Linked DNA regions of Homo sapiens: region 1 is linked to region 2. A link is an interaction called in ENCODE POLR2A ChIA-PET data of the cell type or tissue named here. Cell type or tissue: A673. All regions are shown on one strand. Each heading gives the region's core, and the rest is flanking DNA. Links, peaks and the distances in the headings are about the cores only. Region 1 overlaps MYO5B (myosin VB). Region 2 holds the start of LOC105372115 (a long non-coding RNA gene).

Region 1 (10,200 bases), core at 1,112-9,111, 210 kb after region 2:
GGAGCAGGGTGTGAGTTTCAGGATGCCTTCAAGGTCAGAAGGGATGTGTGAGGCTGGGTGCTCCGAATCGGGAACAGGTGCAGCCCGGGCGGAGACGCCCGCGTTCCGCAGCAGTTGCTGTGGTTAAAGTTAGGGACAAGCCACCGCTTCCAGGGGAGCTCGCGGCAGCGCTGCAGCCGCCCGGGACCCCTCGAGTTTCAACCTGGAGTCAGTAGTGAGAGGGGCAAAGGCCTTTTCTTCACATGTGCCCTATGCACCTTTAAGAAAACAAGTTTTGGATAGTCCAATGCCTGGTTTTCCTGTTCGTCTTCTTGGGTGGCCAAAACACGTTTAACAGTGCCTATGCACACGCCTCCATGCAGAGTTGTGTGTGCGTGTGGTGTCCACGCGCGTTGCGTGGGTATGCGATTCCCGGGACACCCGCCCGGGCCAACAGGTCTGGGCTGGGTAGGAACAGTCACTTCCGCGTCCTTACCTGGCGATCACACGCGGCTGTCTAGCCCATGTGGGAGCCCTTCGGCTCCGTGGGCTGGCCACCCTTCTAAGTTTGAGGAATTATTCAACTCTCCCATTCCTCCTGGAGGGGAGCAGGGCCGGGATGAGTTCATGCTCAGGAAGGTGGCCGCGGAGGCTGTCACCTGGCTGGGGGTGGGGCCGCAGCAGCCTCAAATACAGCTTCCGAGCCCACCAGGGGCCACCTGTGCAGCGATCAGGGATGGGCGACGGCCTCTGGGGGAGGAGGGGAGGAGGTGGGAGCCAGGGCGTGAACTCTGTGACAGTCCTGGCCCTGGAACGGCACCCCACCCCTCTTAGCTGTGGAGGTATTGGGAGGATCCCTAAAAGCTCAGCTTTCAGTTCTTTCACTGAAGCCGGTTAGGTTTTCAGGAGCTGGGACTGGAGGCTGGAAGCCAGTGAGGCAGGGGAAAAATCTGAACTGGAGTGCTCAAAGAGCCGAAGCTTTGTTACATTAAAGTGCATGGAGATACAACTTGTGCTCCTAAGTAAAAGGAGTGACTCAACTGAATATACCTACAATGTGTCAAAGTCCTTTGTCAGGCAATATTGAATTGCTGTATTATATGAGGGGGAAAGTTTGTGGGGGAAAAATGGAGTTAAAAGATTAAAAATATAAACTTTATTTCTCAACACAGTTTCCATCAAGTTCAAGACACTTTTTTAAGTTATACCAGCCACTTAGTTCGTCCCTAAAGAACTGAGGGTCCTGGGAATTTAACCATGTCAATGCAGTCTCTTTTACATTATTAACTGGAAAAGATGCAGGTCATTTAGTTCAAGATTAGGACACAAAGTCAGAAGGAGCCAAATCAGGACTGTGAGGTGGACGCCTAATAGTTTTCCACAGAAACTCTTGCAAAATTGCTCTTCTTTGAGAGGAATGAGAAGGAGCATTGTTGTGGCAGAAAAGGACTTTCTGGTGAAGTTTCCTGGGTGTTTTTCTGCTAAAGCTTTGGCTTCCTAAAGACACTCATAATAAGCAGATGTCTTCATCATTTGGCCTTCTAGAAAGACAACAAGCAAAATGGCTTGAGCATTCCCCCAAAATGTTGCTGTGATCTCTGCTCTGAACCAGTCCATCTTTGCTGTGACTGGACCTCTTCCACCTCTTGGCAGTCTTTGCTTTGATTGGGCTTTGTCTTCAGGATTGTACTGGGAGAGCCACATTTCATCCCGTTACAATTCAAAGAAATGCTTCAGGGTCTTGATCTCACTTGTTTAGAATTTCCATCGAAAGCTCTGCTGTTGTCTGCAGTTGATCTGGGTGCAGCAGTTTTGGTATCCATCAAGTGCGAACTTTGCTCAACTTTGTTTTCGGTCAGAATCATGTAAGCTGAACCAATTGAGATGTCTGTGGTGTTGGCTATTGTTTCTACCATTGTCAGCCCTCTTCAATTAGGGCACAAACAAGCTACATTTTTTTTTTTTTTCTCTCAAATGGGTGTGGATGGTCTGCTGGTACAGGCTTCATCTTTGACATCGCTTCGTCCCTTCTTCAAATGAATTATCCACTTAAAAACTGATTGTCCCCATAAACTTTTCATAAAGTCATGATTTCACAATTCTTCTCTCCACACTTCGTCATAAATTTGATGTTTGGTCTTGCTTCAATTTTAGTAGAATTCATGTTGCCCTGATAGGGGCTTCTTTTCAAACTGATGACTTAACTTTCTTAGTGCCTCAAACTAGACCCTGTTCTAGATCCCATTCATACTTGTTATAACAAGTATAAAACTATGGGTTTGTTTTGGTGCAGAAAACTCTGAAATCCATGTGAATTTTTTTCCATGATATGCATTTTCCATGACCTTGAAATAGTGCTCATATGAGGCTAATGGACAATTGAATAAACCCTTAATCTTCGGAGCCCTAGTTTTGAAGAACAAGAATTAATATCGGATTGCTTTTAAAGACAATACTTGTAGGAGAAAACACTCAATTTGATTTTTAGTTAGAAATGAATACATTGCATGTTAATTCTTAGGAATGATGAAGTAGTGGGAGTCTGAACTTGGGTTTCAGTGTACTTTTTCTCAGGTTATGGAGATGTACAAAACTGGTGTCACCAGAGAAAGGTCTTGGATATAAGACACTTAAAAAGTAGCTTCATTGGTGTGAGGGGTTGGCATAATTAATCCCAAACAAATATTAGAGTTCTTCCCTAAGGGCTGCTGGGCTGCACCTTGCTCTGTTAATGGGTTTCCAGTTCTTAATCATTTAGGGTCTTGATTATGAAATTAAGGAGATTTTCTGGGACCCAAGACAGTATCTTCTAGATTTATGTTTTGAGCAGTTGTTATTCTTCCTGGCAATTAACACACTTGTGCTTTACTATGAGAAGCAGTTGTGTAGTTGCCTAACCATGGTCTCCCCACTTGCCAAGCTGGCTTCTCAGTATGCATGTGAATCATAAGTTACACAGGGAAGTCGTGCCTGCTACTCAGATTCACTTTGTTTCTTAGAGATTATTCATTTTAGTGTATTATCAAAATAGCCAATGTTCCCTTTTATTTTTAACTTGCTAGTGGGCTTTCCTAATGTGATGAACACTGGAGCCAGACACACACATCAATGTATTATGTATGATGGAAATAATTACCCATTATGCTAACAGCATTTATACATTTTTGGGAATGGAAAATTTAAAGCCCTTTGATTATACCTGTTGCTTTTGTGATAGTTAGAAGATGTTATTATTGGAATATGAAACATTTAAATATATATTAGCTTGTATTAAATACTGTTCAGTAAGAAATTAGTGTATTTCTAGTTATCTAAGAAAATAGTTTCTTTTTCCCTCCATCCAATTAAATGTGTTCTTGCTCTTCTTGATCTGTTCCCTTCAAGTGGCAGTTTATATGTTATGTGATTTTTTTTTGGTAGGTCGGGGGCCAAAGGGCACTTCTCTTTGAACAGAGACACTCCTGTTCTCAGAAGACCCAACACCTCACCTTTGAGAAATTGTTTTCTTTGTAGTGAGGTTTTTCTGGATGGAGAAAGAGCACCAGTCAGTGCCAGACACTTTCAGGGTGATGTCAAAGTGAGTCAGTCTCATTCACTCTCACATCAGCTCCAAAGGTGGAGCTGATGATGGTCTCTGTTGTCACAGTGGCATGCATGTGGTCAGTGTGAGTGCTTGGCTTCCAACCCATTGGAAAAGACAATGTGGGCTTTGCTTTGCATAGATCCAGAAAGAAGCCCACACATGTGCAAGCATGGTGAATACCATTTCATCATGATGATTGCAGATAGTAGTCTGATTTTAAAGCATAAAATGTAACCTCTCCTTCTCAGGCTGAATAATACAACTCTTATCTATAGAAGAGTTACTTGGAACAAAAAATTTAAATACTGCTATTTCAAATACCTGGATTTTCAATATGCTACTTTGATTCTAGCCAGCAGAGTGAATGAGAAATCATCAAATTGAAACTGGTGCCTTGAAACCAGTGCCTTCAAATAACCTTTTTTCCTGCTTGGCTTCTAATTGATAGGTAGTGTCTGAGCAGTGGGTTTTTGAGTGCTGCTGGGAGGTTACTTTACTGGCAGACACACCATATGTATGGCAGCTTTGCACCCAGGAGCCTTTACTAAGGGCGCGATTTGGGACCAATCATTTGAAAAATAGATCTTCTGTGCTTTTGGGCAGGTGTCCTTTAACAGTCCCTTACCTATACCTCAGGTAATGTAAGTTTCTCCCAAGTGTCAGTCTGAAGGCAGCAAGAGCCACCTGTTTCCTCTGTACCCAGTCACCCCTGCTGGAGGGGCTGATGATTCCTTCTTTTGCTGGTGGCTCTGAGTGATGTTCTTTTTTCCAAAAAGTGGTGACAGTGTTAAAGACATGAGGACTTGAAAAGTGTCAGCAGATGCTGTTAGTGCTCCTATTGTTTCCCCCTTACTCCCTTCCCTGCATACTGCCTTGGTGTTAGCTCACTCCCAATAGCCAGCACCCATCTCTTTGTCAAAGCTCCTGAAGCTGTTTTGCCTGTGTGCATAGGGAGCCTGGGAATTGACACTCTGCAAAAGGGAACAGTCCTTAACCAATGGCACTGTAATGACATTAGTTTCCTATCTTGTCACCTTGAGAATGGAACAGCTCTAAAGTATGACCCATACTGTTTTCAGTTTCTTTGTACAGTTGAACTAAAGTTACCATGCTTGGGACTTTCCTTAGTATCACATGTTAGCTTGACTTCCTTCCCTCTCTTGTCCACCTTCTCTACTCCCCTACCAGTCTTTTCCGGAAAACACTGCCTTACAAGTCTCTTGAGCAGGAATCCTTGTCTCAGGATCAGATTCTAGGAGCCCAAGTTAACCATAACTCATGGTGGCTTAGCTTAGTGGATGTTGAGAATCTCAAGGGCTTTGGCCCCTCTATGGTCCCAGGAAAGGCTGAAAAGAAGCATGGAGGTTGTGTGTCATGCTGTCACTTTCCTTCTGAGGCTCATTCTCTGTCTTGCATGTGGTTTTTTTCTTCTCTCATCCCTAGTTCCAATTCCGTTGATCCTCTGCTCCCCGTTTTCAGATGGGCCTATAAGCCCAGTGGATCCTGCTTCACCATGTTGGCGATCATCAGAATTTTGAAGTTTGTACTTGTGACTTGTGGATGTGGCATATTCCAATGGCCTGTAACCTGTAATCATTGAGCAGGCTCTTGCCCTGCCCTCCTTTGTTGATAGGTGTGTGTGTTTTTTTTTTTTTTTTTTTTTTTTTTTTTTTTATGACAGAGTCTCACTGTGTCACCAGTCTAGAGTGCAGTGGAACGATCTCAGCTCACTGCAACCTCTGCCTCCTGGGTTCGAGTGATTCTGCGGCCTCAGCCTCCTGAGTATCTGGGACTACAGGTGTGTGCCACCACTCCCGGCTACTTTTTGTATTTTTAGTAGAGACGGGGTTTTACCATGTTGGCCAGGATGGTCTCAATCTCTTGACCTCATGATCTACCCACCTCAGCCTTGTTGATAGTTTTTATGTGATGCTTTATCTAAGTAGGCTGAGATTCTGGAGAACAGAGGCCATACCAGATGTTTTTAGGAGCCTTCAGTGTGTTTGGTGATAAAAGCTAAATACACAAAGTACACTAACAATACAGGATTATCTGTGTGTCATTAGAGGAGTGCACATACTCCTCTACAAGTTACAGGCATTTTGTAGAAGTGTTGGTCTGGTGGGCTACAGTATTGCGGGAAAGGCTTCCTTTAAGGTGTAGTGGGACATGACTGGGGCCTAAAGAATGAATAGGATTTGAAATGCATGAGGAGGCTGTAAAGAAGGATGTTCTCTCAGGAGGAGACAGGGGAGAGTGAGTTTAAGCATAGGGACAGGTATGAGCTAGATGTATATGGGGATAATTATAGCACTATTTTTAACTATTTTGAAATATACACTTACAGAAACATTGCAAAAATAGTGCAGTTTCTATATTTTTCCAGATTGCTCCAGTGTTAACATGTCATATAACCATAGTGCAATTATTGAAACCAGGAGGTTAACATTTCTGTAATACTACTAACTGGTCTATAAAGCTCACCGGAATTTTACCACCTTTTTCACTAATGTTCTTTTTCTGGGCCAGGATCCTGTTTAGGGTTCCACATTGCCTTTAGGGTTGTAGCTCCCTGCCCCCCTCTAGTGACAGTTGCTCAGTTTTTTGTCTTTCATGACCTTGACACTTGAAGAACATTGGTCAAGCCAGGCACAGTCACTCACACCTGTAATCCTAGCACTTTGGGAGGCCAAGATGGGAGGATCCCTTAAACCCAGGAGTTCGAGACTAGCCTGGACAACATAGCGAGACCTCATCTCTACAAAAAATAGAAAAAATTAGCTGGGTGTGATGGCATGCACCTGTGGTCCTAGCTACTCTGGAGGCCGAGGTGGGAGGATTGCTTGAGCCTGGGAGTTGAGGTAGCAGTGAGCTGTGATTGTGCCACTGCACTCCAGGCTGGGTGACAGAGTGAGACCCTGTCTGCCCACCGCCCACCCCCCCAAAAAAAGCATTTCTCAATAATTTTGTAGAATGATTTTGGGTTTGTCAGACTGTCTTATGCTTACATGGAGGTTGTGACTTTTGGGCAAGAACACATCATAAATGCTGTGCCTTTCTCACTGCATCACCTCAGGAGACAGTGATATCAATGTGTCCTGTTACTGACGGATCACTTTGATCCCTTGGTTAAGCTGATGCCTGTCAGTTTCCTTTTATTGAAGAATGGAATTTAGAAATGAAGATCTGGTTGCTAGGTGTACTCATTACTACTTTTTGTAGTTATGTAGAAATTACAGAGACTAGAACTCAATAAATGTTTTATTAAGGGCAAGGGAAGTAGAAGAGTCAACTATGAACTTGAAATATCCACCTTGAGTGTGGACAGAAGTCAGGTTGGAGCAGGGATAATTCTTGATTTTTGACATGTTGGGTTTGGGATGAAAATGGTTTGTCTAAGTGAAAGCATTTATTTACATTTGGAGATTTACGAAAGAGCTTAGAGGAGAAATGTCAGGATCTGGGGTTCTTGCAAATGATGCCTGGGATTTGCTTTTCTTTAATGAAGAAATGCAGTTGTCTGATAGCATGGTGTTAATAAGGGTAAGATCAGGAGCTTGGTATGGGCATTTCCAAGGCCTTTGTGACTATGATCTTGAGGTGGACACCCTGGATATTGTGGCGCTCTCAGCTCCGACACATTGGAACAGATACTTTCTAAGCCTTGATTTCTTTATCTGAAGAATTGGGGTGGTACCTGCACCATGGGAAGGTTACTGGAGGCTTATAATCCTAATCCATGTGAAGTGCTTGTCTAACATAGTGTTGGCAACTGTTCATTAGTTTGCTTCTCCCTCCAGTCACCATGCTGGGTGGCAGTCAGCATTATGTGGCTAGCATGTTTTTTCCCCTAACCCTTCCCTGCTGTCCTGAAGGGGTCTTGATCACAAGGAGACTTGGTGAAAGAGGAAGTAGGATTGCTACAAACATGAACTATGAGAGCGGTAGACAAGATATGGTACTCCCCACCACCCCTGGGGAAGGAGCAAGAGCAGTCTGAAAGAAGTTTTAAGTTTAACCTGTGCTTTCTGGTCTCTTATTATAGCTTTAAAGGAAAATTAAAAAGCATTTTTCACAATGCTTCTGTTTTCCCTCTGTGAATACAAATGATTATTGAAACAATCCATACAATGCAGGAAAGACAAAAGCTCTGTAGTCTCATTCCCAGAAACAGCTGCTCTTGACCACTTAGGCATGTTCTCTGGACCTCCGTTGTCCAACAGGGTAACTGCATGTGGCTGCTGAGCACTTGCGATGAGGCTGGCCCAGCTTGGGATGAGCTGGAAGCGTGCAGTACTGTACACACTGGGTTTCCAAGACTTAGAAAAATGTATGCGAAATATCCTTCATACTTCTTATATTGGTTATGTGTTGAAGTGATTGTTATTTATATATTGGCTAAAATATTCTGTTCAATTCACCTTTTAAATGTGGTTATTAGAAAATTTAAAGTACCACAGGTGGCTCACAGTTGTAGTTTGCATTCTGTTTCTCTTGGGCAGTGCTGCTTTAGACTTATGCACAATATGTACTCAAAACAAATGGGATCATGCCATGTCTATTACTCTAAATCTTAATCTATGGCTATCTTTTCCTGTAGCCTACAAAGGCAATTTTGCCATTTTTAATGGCTGCACAAGGCAGCATATGGATGTACTGTAATTTTTTCTTAAAAATATACATTTTTTAAATTGCCAAGATCTGATGCCATATACTGTAATGTGTTTAACCATTCCCATGCTGATGAGCATTTAGGTTGGTTCCAATTATTTTCCTTTTGTTTTTTGTTGACAGTAATAATTGCACAAATTTATGGGGTTCAAGTGATTTTTTTAATACACGTATACAATGTATAATGATTAAATCGGGCAATTAGGTTATCCACCACCTCAAACATTTATCATTTCTTTGCATTAGAAACATTCAAGATCCTATCTTCTAGCTTTTTTGAACATACTAATAAATTGTTAATCTTTTGATACTGTGAAAGATTGTTCTTGTAACCTCATTTATTTTCTCAGAATAAATTCCTAAAGCTGGAATTGCTGGCATGCACATTTATAGTCTTCATTGATATGGCCAATAGCCACCACAAGAGAACCAGTCTGTTTCTTCGCCACTCTAAGTTCGGGTCATTGTTCTTTCTCTCTCTCTCTCTTTTTTTTTTTTTAAATTCTTATTCATACTAAATGTTTTACACATGTTTTAAAGTTGACTTTCATTGGAGGGTTGAGCCTCTGTTCACATGCTTGGTAGGCTCTACATTATTGATCACTGGGAACAATGTGTTGTTTTCCTTATATTTCTTGTTTGTATTAACTGGCATTATTTATAACTGTTTTTGCTCATTTAAATGACTACTCTATATTTTTTATTTTTTTGAGACAGGGTCTCATTCTGTCACCCAGGCTGGAGTGTGTGTGGTGGTGCAATCATGGCTCACTACAGCCTCAATCTCCTAGGCTCAAGCAATCCTCCCACCTCAGCCTCCCAAGTAGCTGGGAACAGGCATGCGACACCATGCCCAGCTAACTTAAAAATAATATATATATATATATTTTTTTCTGTGTGTGTGTGTGTGTGTGTAGAGATAGGGTCTCACCATGTTGCTCATGCTGGTCTTGAACTCCTGGCCTCAAGTGATCCTCCCACCTCAGCCTCCCAAAGTGCTGGGATTATAGGCATGAGTCACAGCACCCAGTCCACTCTATATTTTGAGATAGGAAAACATGGAAACCAGAATATTCAGGATACAATATATACATTTAAAGAATAAAGCACCTTGGCATGTATTTTCCCCTTCATTTGTTCTGAGCTTATGTATTTTGAACCCTCTAGTTGGACAACTACTGGTTATGGAGTGCTTTTGTGCCAAATCACTTCTCAGCACTACATGTTAGCTCATTTAACAATAACACAGGCTTATGTGACTTTCCCAAAGCTGCCTGGCTTCAGGGCCCAGCTTCTGACCACTGTGTTCTACTGCCTTCCATGAGGTTATCTGTCCCATTTATGGTGAGTCAGAACATCATTTGGATATAAGGGGCCCTAATATAGAGGGTCCTTTCTGCCTAGCACTGCCCTGCAACTCTCCCTGCCCCAGCAACAGAAAACCCACCAAGATCAGAGAAGGATCGAGTCCATGTGCAGAAAGAACGGCAGGTGGTCTGATCCTGCTTGTGTTCTTTTGCCACTGCCACCACTACCACACCCAGCCCCACGTGCATCCTGGTGCTTCTTAAAATTCTGTCCCAAATGTAGGCAGAACCCCTGCTTTTGGTTTTCCTTAGGCCATGTAGTCCCAAACGAGATCCACATCTTCAAAAAGGCAAAGTGTAACAAAGTACACTGTCTTAGTCCATTTTGTGTTGCTGCAACAGAATACCCGAGACTAGGTAATTTATTTTAAAAAGGTTTATTTAGCTCACAGTTCTGTAGGCTGGGAAGTTCAAGGGCATTGCCCTGGCTTCTGGCAAGGCTGTCCTGATGTCATAACATGGTGGAGAATGTCAAAGCAGAAGCAGACATGTGCAAAAAGACAAAATCTGAGGGACATCCTGTCATAACAACTCACTGTCGTGGGAATGAATCCATTCCCAGGAGAACGAATCCAGTCTCACTATAGTGAGAACTCACTA
Region 2 (16,001 bases), core at 6,530-14,529:
AGCAATCTTACAGAAGTAAAACAGGCAAAAAAAGTTGAAAAGACAAATGGTTACAGGAAAACAAACAGTTCCAGGTGCAGGGGCTTTAAATCCATCACAAGGTAATAGGTGCGAGGGCTTTGGGTGCTATCTACCAGACACAAACGCGGGGGCTTAGGGTACTATCACCTGGGTGAATTTCTGGGAACTGTGGACATAACTTGCCACAGTACCTTATTGGTTAATTGCACTCTTTGATGTGCTGGGAGTCAGCTTGTACAAGTTAAGTCCTTGAGGAAGGGGGTGGGTAAGGAGCCCTTGATGTCTTGCAAATGAAGGAGCCAAATGGAGTCCGTCCAGCTTTCTCAGCTAAGGGAGGGTCTATTCATATTAAAACAAGGTAAGGTAATACATTCCCCACTTGTGTTTTTGGGGAATCAAATCATTGATTCCTCAGTTATAACAAGGGTGTTATATTGGGTTTTAAGATATATAAGCTTGACAGAAGCTATGCGTTGCTTTATAAAGTTAAGAAACCAATTTAATATACACAGCCTGAAGACTAAGCCTAACAGTAGGAGGAGAAGGGGGCTAGCTAGCCTAGTGATTAAAGTAGTCAGCCATGGATTCTAGTTAAACATACTTTGGTACCAAGGGGTGCTATTTTCCTATTTTTGCTGGCGTTTATCTAGATTTTTTGGATGGTGAACATAGTTTTAACATTAAATCTCGAGATATAAAGCCTTAATCTCTATGACAGGTCACAATACCATTGAGCTGAACCAGGGTTACAGACAGTTATAGTAAGAGGGTTACAATTTTTCATAGTACACAGTCTAGGATGGGAAGTGTGAGTTATGGAGAGGGTTGAGGACCAGGTGATCCTCTAGGGTAAGTGGCTAGGGTCACACAAAACCAGTGAGGGCAGAAAAATTGGTAAGAATCGTGACAACTAGAGTCAGGGTGATTTTTAGGACAGAGGTAAAAGTCAATGCTCTGGAGTCCTTTTTTTTTCACTTTTAGAGTTTTTACATCCAGTCCGGCTTCCTGTGTGTCCGAACCCTGTAGCAAGGTTGATGTTCCCCGCTTCTATGCGGCAGGTTGCATTGTTCTTCAAGGTTATGGGCAGGCTCTGGGAACAAAGCACATAAATCGACTGCAAAAGAGACTTTCTTGGAGGTTCTTGCCTTCCAAGTAGTGTTTGCAAATACACGTCCTGTCGTGAAAGAAGTGAGAAGAATAGGAAGGCACGGAGGGCATAACAGGTGGAAATAAACAAGAGAGATAAATAAAAAGAATTAATCTAAAGGCTTCACTCGACTTAGGCACAGTTTTAAGGGGCCTGGCCTATGCTTGGGGACCTATGTTTCTTGTTGGGCTCTGTTGGCCTTTTTGATGTGAGTGATGAATCTAAGCAGGAATGCTGGCCACTTCCAGAGCTGTCGGCATGGTGAGGATGACAGTATGAGGTCCTTTCTAAGCAGGAGTGAGTCCTTCTTTCTGGAACTTTTTTTTTTTTTTTAAACTTTAACCTGGAACTTTTTAACACCAGGTCACCCGGTGGGAACGAGTGGCAGGGCCCCGTCTGGTCAGGAACTGGACTGGGATGAGCTCCCCAGACAAGTGGCGGATGATATCTCGTACCTGTTGGAGAGACTGTAGGTACTGTAATAAATTAGCTTGTGAGATTTCTGCTAAACGGGTATCCTTTAGCTTAGGCAAGATAGGCGGAGCCCTCCTATATGTGATTTCAAAAGGTGAAAACCCAGCCCGGTAAGGAATGCATCTTACTTTAAGAAGGGTTAAAGGAAGGAGTCTTACCTAATTTTTACCGGTCTCTAAGATCAATTTTGTAAGAGTATTTTTTAGGGTGTGATTCATGTGTTCTACCCATCCAGAGCTCTGGGGTCGATAGGCACAACTGAGCTTCCATTGAATGTTTAATGCCTTACTGACTGACTGAGCTATGGACGAGGTGAAGGCCGATCTATTATCAGACCCCATGGCAGCAGGCAGCCCATGTTGAGGGATGATTTCATTGAGTGAAAACTTAACTACCGTGGTGGCAGTCTCGTTTTTGGTGGCAAATGCCTCAGTCTATCCAGAAAAGGTGTCTACTAGTACCTGAAGGTATTTGTACCCTGCCCAGTGTGGTTTTATTTCTGTAATTTCCCACCTTTCTCCTGGTGAGTCTCCCTGGAGGCGGTCGCCTGAGCTGGGTTTAGGACCTTGCTTAGTGTTTACCTGGGCACAAGCCGTACACCAGAGAGCTGCTTGGTTAACTAAGTCCTGAAGGTTGGGGATCTTGAAACGGCTCCTTAGAAGCTGGGCCAGTTTTACTCCTCCTTCCTGATTTTTACTGGCCTGAAGATCCGAAGCCTGTTTTTCCTCCTCTGGGGAATATTCTGGGTGATCTGACAAGTCAGGTTGCGGAAAGGACACTGCAGGCAGCAGGGTCGGAGGCGCGACTGGCAGTTGAGCTGGCCCCCAGGCTGCAGAGTCTGCTCTTTGGTTACCATGGGCAACGGCCGTGTCTTCTTTTTGATGTCCTTTGCAGTGAATTACAGCCACCTGTTGAGGTAGGCAAACAGCTTCAAGCAGGGCCAAAATTTCTTCTTAGTTTTTGATAGCCTTTCCTGCTGAGGTGAGTAGCCCACGCACTTGGTAGATGGCTCCATGTACACGCACAGTAGCAAAAAGCATACCTGCTGTCAGTGTAAATGTTAATACATTTGTCCTTACCCGTCGGAGGGCCTGAATGAGAGCAACCAATTCAGCTTTTTGTGCTGAGGTACCTGCTGGCAATGCCTGAGTCTGCAGTTTATCCGTCTCCATAGTAACAGCCGCACCAGCCTTTCGTACTCCTTGTTTAAGGAGGCTGCTACTGTCTGTAAACACGGTAGCATCCACCTCCTTTAAAGGCACATCTTGGAGATCAGGTCGGACAGTTTCTGTAGTCTCTCACAGTTCCTGGCAGTCATGGACAGGTGTGGTGAAGTCTGGATCAGGGAGCAAAGTAGCTGGATTTAAACACCTTGTGGGAGAGAAAGTTAAACGAGGCCAATCTAACAGTAAAACTCTGATACTGCAGGATGCGAGCATTTGACATCCATTTGCCAGAAGCACTTTGCAGCAAAGTCTCTATGGCACGAGGAGCCGTAAGAGTTAAATTTTGACTTAGAGTCAGTTTATCAGTCTCCTGAATCAGGCTTGCTGTGGCTGCTATGGCCCACAGACAACTTGTCCACCTGGAGGCCACTGGGTCCAGTCTTTTAGACAAATAGATGCCTGGGCATCACCATGGCCCTCCGCTGTGACGGTCTCCATGGGCTTCCGGGGGCCAAGAGAGAGGGAGCCCCGGCCCTTTTAATCATCAGATTCCTCTGCTGCGGGGAGATTGAGGACCTTTGTGGGGAAAATAGAGAGAGATCAGACTGTTACTCTATGTAGAAAGAAGTAGACATAAGAAACTCCATTTTGTTCTGTACTAAGAGAAATTCTTCTGCCTTGAGATGCTGTTAATCTGTAACCCTAGCCCCAACCCTGTGCTTGCAGAGACATGTGCTATGTTGACTCAAGGTTTAATGGATTTAGGGCTGTGCAGGATGTGCTTTGTTGAAAATGTGTTTGAAGGCAGTATGCTTGGTAAGTCATTGCCATTCTCTAATCTCGAGTACCCAGGGACACAATGCATTGCAGAAGGCCACAGGGACCTCTGCCCAGGAAAGCCATGTATTGTCCAAGCTTTCTCCCCATGTGACAGCCTGAGATATGGCCTCGTGGGAAGGGAAAGACCTGACCGTCCCCCAGCACAACACCCGTAAAGGGTCTGTGCTGAGGAGGATTAGTGAAAGAGGAAGAAGCCCTCTTTGCAATTAAGAGGAAGGCATCCGTCTCCTGCTCGTCCCTGGGAATGGAATGTCTCAGTGTAAAACAAAATCATACGTTCTATTTACTGAGATAGGAAAAAACTGTCTTATGGCTGGAGGTGAAACATGCTGGCGGCAATACTGCTCTTTAATGCACCGAGATGTTTGTGTAAAGTCAAACATAAATCTGGCCTACGTCCTCATCAAGGCACAGCACCTTTCCTCAAACTTATTTATGACACAGAGATCTTTGCTCACATGTTTTCCTGCTGACCCTCTCCCCACCATTACCCTATAGTCCTGCCACATCCCCCTCTCCGAGATGGTAGAGATAGTGATCAATAAATACTGATGGAACTCAGAGACCAGGGCCGGCGCAGGTCCTCTGTATGCTAAGCGCTGGTCCCCTGGGCCCACAGTTCTTTCTCTATACTTTGTCTCTGTGTCTTCTTTTCTCACTCTTTTGACCCACCTGATGAGAAACACCCACAGGTGTGGAGGGGCTGGCCCCCTTCAGACCTTTTTCTTTTCTGGTTTCTCCTCTGGCTTTAATGGGCATTATTTTTCCCTCTGGTTTAAATGGGCATTCTTTTTTCCAGTGTCCTATCTGCTTGCAATAAGTGCATTGGTTTTTCTGTAGGGAAGCCTACTCACTTTTCTGGCCTTTCTGTTGTGGAACCGGGGTCCCCTGGCTAGTGTTCTGTGATGGGGGCCCCTCCTTTCTGGCTTCCCGGATGGCGACCACTAAGATTTTCGGTTGTCTTTTGGATGTTTCATCAGCAGCCTTTTCAGCTGCCTGTTTTTGTTTCTCGAACTCTTGACTGTCAAAAATTCTCTGGGCTACTTCTAAAAGCTGGCTAATGTTCATTCCAGCAAATCCTTCCAGTTTTTGTAATTTTTTTCTAATATCAGAGGCGCCTGAGCCACAAATGCCAAATTAATAACACGGCTCTTCTCGGGAGCCGCTGGGTCAAAAGGGGTGTAAGTCCGATAGGCCTCCTGGAGGCATTCTAAAAATGCTCCAGGTTACTCACCAGGCCCCTGGACAACTTCAGTTGTCCTAGACAGATTCATGGTTTTCGAGCGGCTCCCTTGATACCCGCAAGGAGATAACGGTGAAAATTATCCAAAGCTCTCTTCCCACCTGAGGAGTTCAGATCTCAATCAGGCCGGGTAGAGGGAAAAACCTCCTCAAGGAGGTTTTGGGCTTCCCCCTCCGGTCTACCGGCTAATGTAAGGAAATACTTTCTGGCTTCTCTTCGGATACGATCCCTCTCTTCAGAGGTGAAGAGGGTTAAAAGGAGTTGTTGACAGTCATCCCAGGTGGGCTGATGGGTCCAGAGCACCGACTCCATCAGTGAGGTCAAGACCTGGGGCTTTTCAGAAAAGGAGGGATTATGAGCCTTCCGTTGCACAGGTCAGAAGTAGAAAAGGGGACATAAACCAAGAATGGAGCTGAGCACTCATCACCCGCAGGGACTTGTGCCTCTCTCAGCAGGAGGAGGGGGGCTACCTCCTCCTGCTGTGGCCTCAATCAGGAGGCAATAGGCAGAGAGCCCACAGGGGATGTAGTCGAGGAGACAAGGGAAGATTCTAAGGGAGCAGGAGGGTTATAAGGCGGCAGAACTGGGTGAGGGAGACTTTCCTCTTCTTCAGAAGGAGGCAATACAGGAGGAGCCGAGCCGGCTGAGGGTCGAGGCGAAAGTGAGGTCTGGCTCAAAATGACCTTGGAGGTAGGATTAGGAATGGCGCATGAGTGGAGCCATGGATGAGAGCTCCGGACCAAACTCAGCCATTGATCAATGTAGGGAAACTGATCAGGGTGACCAGGAGTTCCAGCAACAACCCGCCACACAGCCTGAACAATTGCGAGGTTCAGTGACCCGGCTCCAAACTTTGGCCATTCTACTCCACAGAGTGTCCAGAGTTTGCCTTTTTTAAGGCGGACCCCATAATCCTCGGAGAAGCCTAGAGAGAAATTTTGTAACATACATTGGAGAGGGCTCCAATCTTTATGAGACTGGGAAGAAGAGTTTCCCATTCTGGAGGCAGTTTAACAAAGTTTGAGCAGAGATATTAAACCCAGCATGGACAGAGAAATTCATGACCTGGAGGGGCTGGAGTATCGGAAGAATAGAAGCATCATAACCAAAAGAAGTAGGAAAACAGCTATAGCCAGCGCTTCTTGCCACATAAGGTCTGTTTCCTTAAGCTCCAAGATTTAGGGAGAGGACAAGAGATGGGTGCGAGGCTAGTGGGACCTACGTGATCCCCCTCTCCTCTCTGACTTATAGTCTAAATATTTTTGGCGTCTCCACGACTTGAAGGCAAAAAGTTCAAACTTTGCCCTTTCTTTTAAGGATTTTAGGAGGGAGAGCGGAGCCAAGTCTTGGAGGCGCTGGACTTGCTGTGGCACAGGAAAACGGGATGTGCGGGGTAAGGGATGGGGATGAGGAGGAAAGGGGCCACTCAGATCTTTTCAGGCTGGGAGGAGCCCTGCTGAGCAGCACGGGGTTGCCAGGATGACTCCGCGGTACCCCGCCCCGCCTCCAGGCCCTGTCAGGCACTGCAAGCCCAGCTCAGAAGTCTGGCCCGGGGCCAAGGTCACCACAGCAGGCCGGGCCTCTGCGTTCTAAGCCAGGTGCAGATACGCTGGTGCTCGGGGAAGTCGGGGGCTTTGACGCCTGAAGGCGCAGGAGCCGGGAGCCTGCAGGGGTCTCTGGGGAAGGGGGTCCCCTCCCACTCCTCGCCTTCGGGTCTGGGAGCCCCTGCCAAGGAGGAGCGCCTGGCTCCTGGGCCCGGCAACCCGAAGAGACACACCTGAGACCTCCTGTGTTAGAAATCTGCACTCAGGACTTTGAAGTCCTTGCCCAGTTGTCTTGGGCAATATCGACGACCTGACATACGAAAGTTAGACACAAGACAGGACCGTAGACACTAAACAGGACAATAGACACTGGGGTATATAAACAATTATGACAATTTTTATAGACAGACAAGGGGAGGGGGTCCCATGATGGAATCAGTCAGATGCCCGCCTGGCTGTTCCCGAGGGGACTTAGGCTCCTCTTAGCATTGGCAGGCGGTATAAACCCCCGGCTCGGATCGAGCTATGCCCGATGCTGCCTTAAGCCTTATGAGGTCACCACGGAACTGCAGGTGAGGGCCCACTCGAACTCCGTAGCTTTCGCCCTGGAGGTACAAACTGGAAATTCAAGCGCAAGCCCTTGAACTCCACATTCACGCACTCATTCACACAGTTTACAACAGTTTTCTTATTCCCGTTCTATAACAGAGGTCTCCGGGAGACCTGAACGAGAGAAGCAGAAGAGATAAAGAAAGAGGGAGGGAGAGAGAGACTAATCTTAACAGAGAGGCCGGGCTGCCAGAAACCGGGACTCTGTCCTTCAGCATCCTGCAACGCAGGCAGAGTCAAGGGAGGGCCCTTGTCAGGGCCGCTTCCCTCCCAGAGAAACAGAGTCAGATCTGACTTACCTTCCCGGGACCAGAAACTGAGGATCAGGAGTTGAATTTTTGTGGGCACACACTGGTGGTCGATCCATTCCCCTCCGGAAGACGGGGTCTTATGGGGCCCTGGAATGTCTTCAGGTGGCACCTCCCCTATAAGTCCGCCGTCTGTCCGGGGGAGCCTGGAATGAGTCCAGCTCTCACCCAGAGGTGAATATCTCGTTGGGGCCTCCAAATGTTGTAACCAAGCGAGTTATGGAGAAACGCTACACTTTGAGATTAATTCAGGAGTCCTTTATTAGCTGGCGACCGAGAGATGGCTAGCCCTCAAAATTCTCTCGGCCCCGAAGGGGCTAGATTTTCTTTTATACTTTGGTTTAGAGAGGGGAGGGGAAGCCTAGCTGTAGCAATCTTACAGAAGTAAAACAGGCAAAAAAAGTTAAAAAGACAAATGGTTACAGGAAAACAAACAGTTCCAGGTGCAGGGGCTTTAAATCCATCACAAGGTGATAGGTGCGAGGGCTTTGGCTGCTATCTACCAGACACAAACGCGGGGGCTTAGGGTACTATCACTTGGGCGAATTTCTGGGAACTGTGGACATAGCTTGCCACAGTACCTTATTGGCTAATTGCACTCTTTGATGTGCTGGGAGTCAGCTTGCACGAGTCCTTGAGGAAGGGGGTGGGTAAGGAGCCCTTGATGTCTTGCAAATGAAGGAGCCAAATGGAGTCTGTCTGGCTTTCTCAGCTAAGGGAGAGTCTGTTCATATTAAAACAAGGTAAGGTATCACATAGTGAAGTGACTAAGAGGGTACAGCAAGACACTACTACTATACTAATGTGGCAGGCCGGGTCTCACTAACGCAGGCCTCCATAACAACTATTTCAGCACTGACTGAGTGGCTACATTAAATATTAAAAGCTGAAAGAGCCGGTACCCCAAAACAAGGCTAGAATGTAACAAAAGCCCACCAAGAGTTTTGCCCAGGCTTTTCCTGTACCTTAAAGCATGATTAAACAGGTTTTATTGTGAGTCTAAAGAAACTCCCCAGGCCTCCACAAACGAGTTTATTGGGGGTCTGAAGAAACTCCCCAAACCGCCAAGATTTAGCAGGAGACAAGATAAGGGTAATTACCCCAGCACCTGGACCCATTTAGATTAAGCAAATTTACTGAGGCTCCAGAGGAAGGTCTTCAAGACTCAGACCTTAGGTATAGATTAAAAGAAGTTAATCACTTAGGTCTTTAGATGAATGCACACTTACATATAGACATATAGCTTAGAAGGTATATAAGCTCTGGAAAACTTCGTAATTTTGAGTTTGTCTGGTGATAATTTCTAGGCCTTCTCCCTGTAAGTGGTTGCAGAAATAAAAACTCCCTTCCTCCCCAGTCCATCTGCATCTCGTTATTGGGCCACGAGAAATAGGAGCCCGGCCCTCAGTGTGGTCTGGGAACACTAAGACAGAAGGGATTATGGGAGAAAGTGGTATCACTAGAGGCTATTTGCCAGGCCATCCAGATAAAGCTACTATAGTTTCAACCTACAGAGTGGAGAATTACACTGCATGGTTTCCCATTGCCCAGTGGGAAATGGAACCACAAAAAGAGGGCTGGTTGGAGTAGTCAGTGCCACACAGGAGACACAGCCTGCCAAGGATACCAACCCAAAGCAAAGCGAGACAGGATGAAATTTCTGGCTTCTCCCCCTCTCCAACATGCCAATCTTCCACTAGCACTTCCTATTGGCTAAACCCAGTCAGAAGCCATTTGGTAAGGGAGACTGAAAAACTAGTTCCTTGCAAATCACAGCAGAGAAATAGGTGGCTGATGATACCAGTTCCTGATGCTACTCCCTACCCCGCATCCATGGCTCCTGCTCCATAGACAGGATCTGGATGGGGCAGCTGGTGAAAAACTGTTCCTCCTTTTCCCCCAGCTCCTACTCCATACTACAGAGGTTCAGTCCACAGGGGGTGGAAGCAAGTCTCAAAGACTAGCAATACCCTGCCCCTGCGAAGGGGCTTGACTGCAACTGAATCAGACTGTAGAGCAATTTAAGCCCCAGGGCACTGTCAAGAACAACAGACCAATCACCTAGCAATTAATGGAGGCTAACAGCCATGTGAGATACCAACAGAGGCAGACCTGCTAGAAGCTCAATGGGAAGATCAGGAAAGAAGATAGTCAAATCATTGAACTAGCTCAGCCAAATCACTGCAGCTGTTATACATGTGTTCAAAGATCTAAAGGGAACCATGTTTAAAGGAAGCCTAATGACAATGTCTCATCAAATATAGAATATCAATACAAAGATAGAAATTGTAAGAAAGAACCAAATGAAAATTCTGGAATTTAAAAGCACAAAAACAGGAACCAAAGAAAGAATCGGCAAACTTGAAGATAGATCAATAGAGATCATATATTTGAAGAATACAGAGAAAGAACAGAAATAATAGGAGGGAAAATAAAGACAAATGAGCAGAGCTTCAGAGAAAAGTGGGGCACCATTAAGTGCACCAACATATTTGTAATGCAAGTACAGGAGTGGAAAGAAAGTGTAACACCAAAAGGTTCTTGCCTTAGCCACGCCAAAGAATTGGTGTGGTGGCAGCCTGCGGCAAGAGAGAGACACGGATCGGACCGAGAGAAAAAAAAAAGCTGTAGGCTTTATTGAGCAGTGACAGTATAAAGCTTCCACAGCGTGGAAGGGGTCCCAAGCGGGTAGCCAGTGTTAGATTTTTCGATCACCTTTTAAACTCTTCAGGCGGGAAATACGTGCCGCAGGAAGATGTTACCAGAGCGAGAAACAAAGACAACACGTCTCAGATCTTGAGGAAAACTGGAATTGTAACTTAAGTTTTATCTACTTTATGACCTTGCAGCGACATGGCAAAAGAGACAGGATCTCACGGGAGTTTACAAATTGTGTTTAAAAGGAATTGGAATTGGGAGCATAGATACGGTCTGCCTCTGTGGGTCACAGAAAAACAGGCTTTTAACATTCCTTTTAGTTTCAGGGGAGGGGGAAGGGAGAGAGGGAGAGAGGACACAGGGAAGCTTACATCAAAATTTTCGCTGTTTATAGCTTTCTTGGGGAAGAAAACACAGGCACAAATTCTGATATTAGGAATATTTTAAGCATATATCTTCAGTATTATTCATCCAGGACCAAAGTAAGTCCTGATGCAGGAAATGAGTGAGTTTCACAGCTTTCTGAGCCCCAAGTCGACCCAGGAAGCCCAACTGGCACCTCCTCTGAAAAGGAGCACGCGCACACACACACAAATTAAAAGAAATAGCTGAAAACTTCCAAAATTTAATTAAAAACCATAAATTCGTGTATCAAGAAGCTCAGAGAACTCCAAGTAGGACAAATACAAGACCATCAACATCCAAATACATCATAATCAAAATGTAGAAAGACAAAAAAATCTTTTCTCCCTAAGTTGTGGCAGGCCAGGTCTCACTAATGCAGGCCTCCATAATAACTGTTTCAGTACTGAGTGGTTAAGTTGAATATTAAAAGCTAGTGCTCTTATACAAAGGCTGGGATGTAACAAAAGCCCACCAAGAGTTTTGCCTTGGCCTTTCCTGGGCCTTAAAGCATGACAAAATAACGAAGCAATTCTTAATAGGACACATTTAGGATTAAATAAGTTTTACTGTGGGTCTGAAGAAACTCCCCTGGCCTCCACAAACAAGTTTATTGGGGGTGTGAAGGAACTCCCCAAACCTCTAATTTAGCAGGAGACAAGATAAGGGTAATTACCCCAGCACCTGGACCCATTTAGATTAAGTAAATTTACTGAGGCTCCAGAGGAAGGTCCTTAGGACTCAGACCTTCTGGGAACATAGTGACTATTCATGAAGTGATTGCTACCATCTTTTCTTTCAGGAAATCTCTACCTCAACAGCAGGTTTGAGCCCTCTCCTTCCCTCTAAGCAGCGGCCTCCCTTGCACAGCCCCTGAGGCAAGAAACCCCGTCTTATCCCTTCCATATCAGCTTACACCCAGGGGACCCTTGCCCAACAGGCAGTCTTCCTGGAGGAGGTTGGCAGTATGTTTAAACCAGTCCACAGGATCCATAGCAAGGCGCTTTAAGCAGAGAAGTCCATGTGCTGTTCAGACATCTGGCAGGAACTTGCCCTGCCAAAGGGATGCAGACTGTCCTTTTTTTTTTTTTTTTTTCTTTTGAGGCAGAGTTTCGTTCTTGTCTCCCAGGCTGGAGTGCAATGGTGCAATCTCTGCTCATTGCAACCTCTGCCTCCCAGGTTCAAGTGATTCTCCTGCCTCAGCCTCCCGAGTAGCTGGGATTACAGGCATGCGCCACCACGCCCGGCTAATTTTTTGTATTTTTTTTTAGTAGAGACGGGGTTTCTCCATGTTGGTCAGGCTGGTCTCGAACTCCCAACCTCAGGTGATCCGCCCACCTTGGCCTCCCAAAGTGCTGGGATTACAGGCGTGAGCCACCCCGCCCGGCCCAGACTGTCCTTGTACTAGCTCCCCTCTCTCCTCTCCTCTGTATCACACTGTAGTGTCACTGTCACTGGGCACTGTATCAAGCTTGATGGCTGAAGAGGCATCGTGTTAATGGTGGAGGGTGTCCAGGTTCTTGGCATCTTGAACAAAGAATTGGACAAAATGCACAAAGCAAGGAAGGAATAGTTTTATTGAAAATGAAAGTACACTCCACAGTGTGGGAGCAGGTCTGAGCATAGGGACTCAAAGGCCCCGTAACAGAATTCTGGGGAGTTTACATACCCTCTACTTGGGGTATGCCCTATGTAAATGAAGAGGATGAAGTGATAAAATCATTTACTTGGCCTACGCCCTATGGAGAGGATATTTCCTGTCATAGCTGAAGTGTGAATCAGCCTTATGTTCCTTGCCTCCAGACCCTATTTTCCTGCCTCAATTGGGCTGGTTTTTAGGATATCCATCTCCCTTTAATTGCACTCTCAAGTTTCACCAGTACTTCTCTCACCTCCTACCCCCAAGTGGAGTCAGCAAGGGCAACCAGGTGACTGCCGTGATTATCTTGTTACAGAAGATAAGAAGACTGTGGTTCTAAGAGATTAACTAACTGAAGCTTGTACTGCGTGTCAGTAGCATAACCAGGATTTGAACTCTGGTTAGCCTTCTCACCCCAAAGTCCATTACACTGCCTCAATAAATGTCTTTTACATACATATATTTACTAATAAGATTGTGTAATGACATTTCATTAATAAAAACGAGTGGGGTTTCAAAACAGATTGCTTTATGTCAGGTTGCTTTACGTCATAAAGCAAAACAGATTGCTTTATGTTTCCAAAACATATTTCATGGAGCATTAGTATGCCCAGAGATATGAATACGTATTCCTCAGAAATAACGAAAGAGGTAATGGAAGTAACTCTCCACAAGTAGAATGTGTGCTCCACTACACAGCCTGTCTCTGTTGGAGATTTAGAAAATAAATGGGTAAGATGAAGGACTTCAGAAGTCATGAAATAATAAAATCTGCTTATCTTTACTTAACTAAGCACATCTCACACTCTTATAACCACAGAATCCTTATTAAAACCATCTATGGGCTGGGTGCAGTGGCTCACGCCTATAATCCCGACACTTTGGGAGGCCGAGGGTGATTGCTTTAGCCCGGGAGTTCAAGACTAGCCTGGGCAACATAGCAAGACTCTGTCTCTACAAAAAATACAAAATAAAAAAAAAAGCCAGGCATGGTGGCATGCACCTGTTTGGGAGGCTGATGTGAGAGGATGGCTTCAACCTGGGAGGTGGAGGCAGTGAACCAATATCACACCACTGTACTCCAGCCTGGACATCAGAGTGAGATTCTGGCAAGAAGAAGAAGATAAAGACAAAGAAGAAGACAAAGACGAAGAAGAAGAAGGAGGAGGAGGAGGAGAAGGGGAAGAAGGAGGAAGAGGAGAGGGAGAAGGAAAAGGAAGAGAAGGAGGAGGAGAAGAAAGAGAAGGAGGAAAAGGAGGAGAAGAAGAGAAAAAGAAAAATTGTATTAGTCTGTTCTCACACTGCTAATAAAGACATACCCAAGAATAGGTAATTTATAAAGGAAAGAGGTTTAATGGACTCACAGTTCCTCATGGCTGGGGAGACCTCACAATCATGGCGGAAGGCAAATGAGGAGCCAAGTCATGTCTTACATGGCAGCAGGCAAGAGAGCTTGTGCAGGGGAAGTCCCATTTATAAAACTATCAGATCGCGTGAGACTCATTAATTACACCATGAGAACAGCATGGGGAAAACCACCCCCGTGATTCAATTATCTCCACCTGGCCCTGCCCTTGACACATAGGGATTATTACAATTCAAGGTGAGATTTGGGTAGGGGCACAGCCAAACCATATCAAAAATCAAACAATACTTAAAATAAAGAATAATGCCATTATTTTCACTTAAGTTGAGGCATGAAAAATTAAACATGCCTGTATTTAAATTAAGGAAAACAAAAGGATAACAGTAAATATGCAGCGTCTGTGTGTTCATCACAGTGATGGTGTTAACCAGGCCACAGGCTTGGTGAGACACATTTTTTCTCTGCTACAGGGACAAGCCTGCCAAGCAGATGGCACAGACATAGACAGACCAGTCTCCCCAGGTGCCTGAGAGAAACATGGCTAAGTTCTTACAATCCCATTACCCATTTTTCTTGACTATTATCAACCTACCCACACATTATTTTATCATGTTTTTCACCAACAAGGGAAAAGCCTGTTTTCTTCTATACTACATTCACATAATATTTCTGACACCAAATGTGTGGAGTTTTTTTCCCCATCCCAACCAATTTTCCAATTCTCTAGACACCAACAGAGTATCCTATATTTAATTGAATTCTGACACTAAATACCTAGAGTTGATGCAGACCCCACAGATTTAAGGGCTCAGTCCCATAAAACCATCCCCAACTTCAAACACCAGTCACAACTAGCAGGTCCCCAGGTTGCCCATACTTCTGTCCAACATGGCTACACATGGGGGTTCCCACAACCCCCTCCTCAGGTTTGATAATTTGATACGGCAATACAGAACTCAGGGAAATGCTTTACTTGTGTTTAACAGTTTATTTTAAGGCTACTACAAAGGATACAGATGAACAACAGCCACATGAAGGGGTACCTGGGGCAAGGTCCAGAAGCATCCTGAGCACAGGACTTGCTGACTTCATAAAGCTGGAGTGCGTCACCTTCCTGGCACATCAAAATGTTTGCCAACCCTGAAGCTCCCTGAACTCCATAGTTAACGGATTATGTCTTGTTGACATAGGCCTGATGGATTATTGACACAAATCTCCAGCCCCTCTCCCCTCTCTGGAGGTGGGAGACTGAAAGTTTGAAACTTCCAATCATGATGTGGTCTTTGTGAGCAGCCCCCATCCTGAGTTATCCAGGTGCCCATCAAGAGTGACCTCATTAGAACAAAAAATTCTCCTATCACTGGGAAATTTAAAGGAATTTAGGAGCTTTGTGTCAGGAACTGGGGTCAAAGACCAAATACTAGAACAAAAGATGTACTCCATCACTTTGGAAATTACAAGGGTTTTAGGAGCTCTGAACAAGGAACTAGATAGGAAGATCAAATATATATTTCTTATTATATCACATTATCACATCAACTCAATGTACATTTATTACACTTTCATTACAGGTTGAAGTTTACAGACTGGTGTACACTAAATGCATTTCAGGTAAGCTGCTCCCTAAGGACCTATACGAAAGCCCAATAATCAGATGATAAACTGTCTCCAAATCCAGCTTCCAGGAAGTTTACCTATAGACTGAAATGCCATCGATGGAATTTAGACACTAGTGATCTTTAAGTCCAAAGGGCCTGGGTATCCTAACCTCATCAGCTTGATCTTTTTCTTCCAATATCACATCTGTACCCAGTCTTTTTTTCTTTTTTTCTGAGATGGAGTCTCGCTCTGTTGCCCAGACTGGAGTGCAGTGGCACGATCTCGGCTCACTGCAACCTCCACCTCCTAGGTTCAAGCAATTCTCCTGAGTAGCTGGGACTACAGGCGCATGCCGATCTGTACCCAATCTTATTAGGGTCTGCAGCATTGTTCACTCAACACAAAAACTGGACATGAGCATTTTTTAGTTCCATTATGTGCCTAGTACAGAGGCGTATTCAGCAGGTAGTTAAATATTTGGTGAGAGGAGGTGAATCTTGAAAATATATAAGTTGGCCGGGCGCGGTGGCTCACGCCTGTAATCCCAGCACTTTGGGAGGCCGAGGTGGGCGGATCATGAGGTCAGGAGATCGAGACCATCCTGGCTAACACGGTGAAACCCCATCTCTACTAAAAATACAAAAAATTAGCTGGGCGTGGTGGCAGGTGCCTGTAGTCCCAGCTACTCAGGAGGCTGAGGCAGGAGGATGGCGTGAACCTGGGAGGCAGAGTTTGCAGTGAGCCGAGATAGCGCCGCTGCAGTCCGGCCTGGGTGAAAGAGCGAGACTGTCTCAAAAAAAAAAAAAAAGAAAAAGAAAAAAACAAGAAATAAGCTTTATCCAAAAAAGTTTTATTTTTATAAGAAACAAGAATAGGTCAGGTGTGGTGGCTCAAGCCTGTAATCCCAGCACTTTGGGAGGCTGAGGAGGGTGGATTGTTTGAGCTCAGGAGCTCAAGACCAGCCTAGGCAACATGGTGAAACCCC

Evidence for each region. ChIA-PET counts read pairs that join two places held together with the same protein. Peaks named below come from ENCODE experiments on the same cell type or tissue, not always from the same donor. Only the 100,000 strongest peaks of a DNase experiment are listed, where the experiment ranks them.
Region 1: POLR2A ChIA-PET joins it to region 2 with 29 read pairs; 3 of 35 experiments call an interaction of 5 or more read pairs at or near these places.

The regions. Positions count from the first base shown.
Region 1 is chr18:50,183,822-50,194,021 of GRCh38, reverse strand. All of the region lies in intron 1 of MYO5B (myosin VB), which reads left to right. Among named protein-coding and RNA genes, the nearest start is that of MYO5B, 6.2 kb to the left of the region's middle. In A673, for the core only: no CTCF peak of the experiment used is centred there; no DNase peak of the experiment used is centred there; H3K27me3 peaks cover 6,081 bases.
Region 2 is chr18:50,392,558-50,408,558 of GRCh38, reverse strand. It overlaps SKA1 (spindle and kinetochore associated complex subunit 1), which reads right to left. Exons shown (of 7, transcript NM_145060.4): 7 at 14,391-16,001. LOC105372115 (a long non-coding RNA gene) reads right to left here and starts at 7,656. Exons shown (of 2, transcript XR_007066368.1): 1 at 7,344-7,656; 2 at 1-3,384. RefSeq lists enhancers at 7,715-8,232, 9,839-10,538. In A673, for the core only: no CTCF peak of the experiment used is centred there; a DNase peak (open chromatin) is centred at 11,348.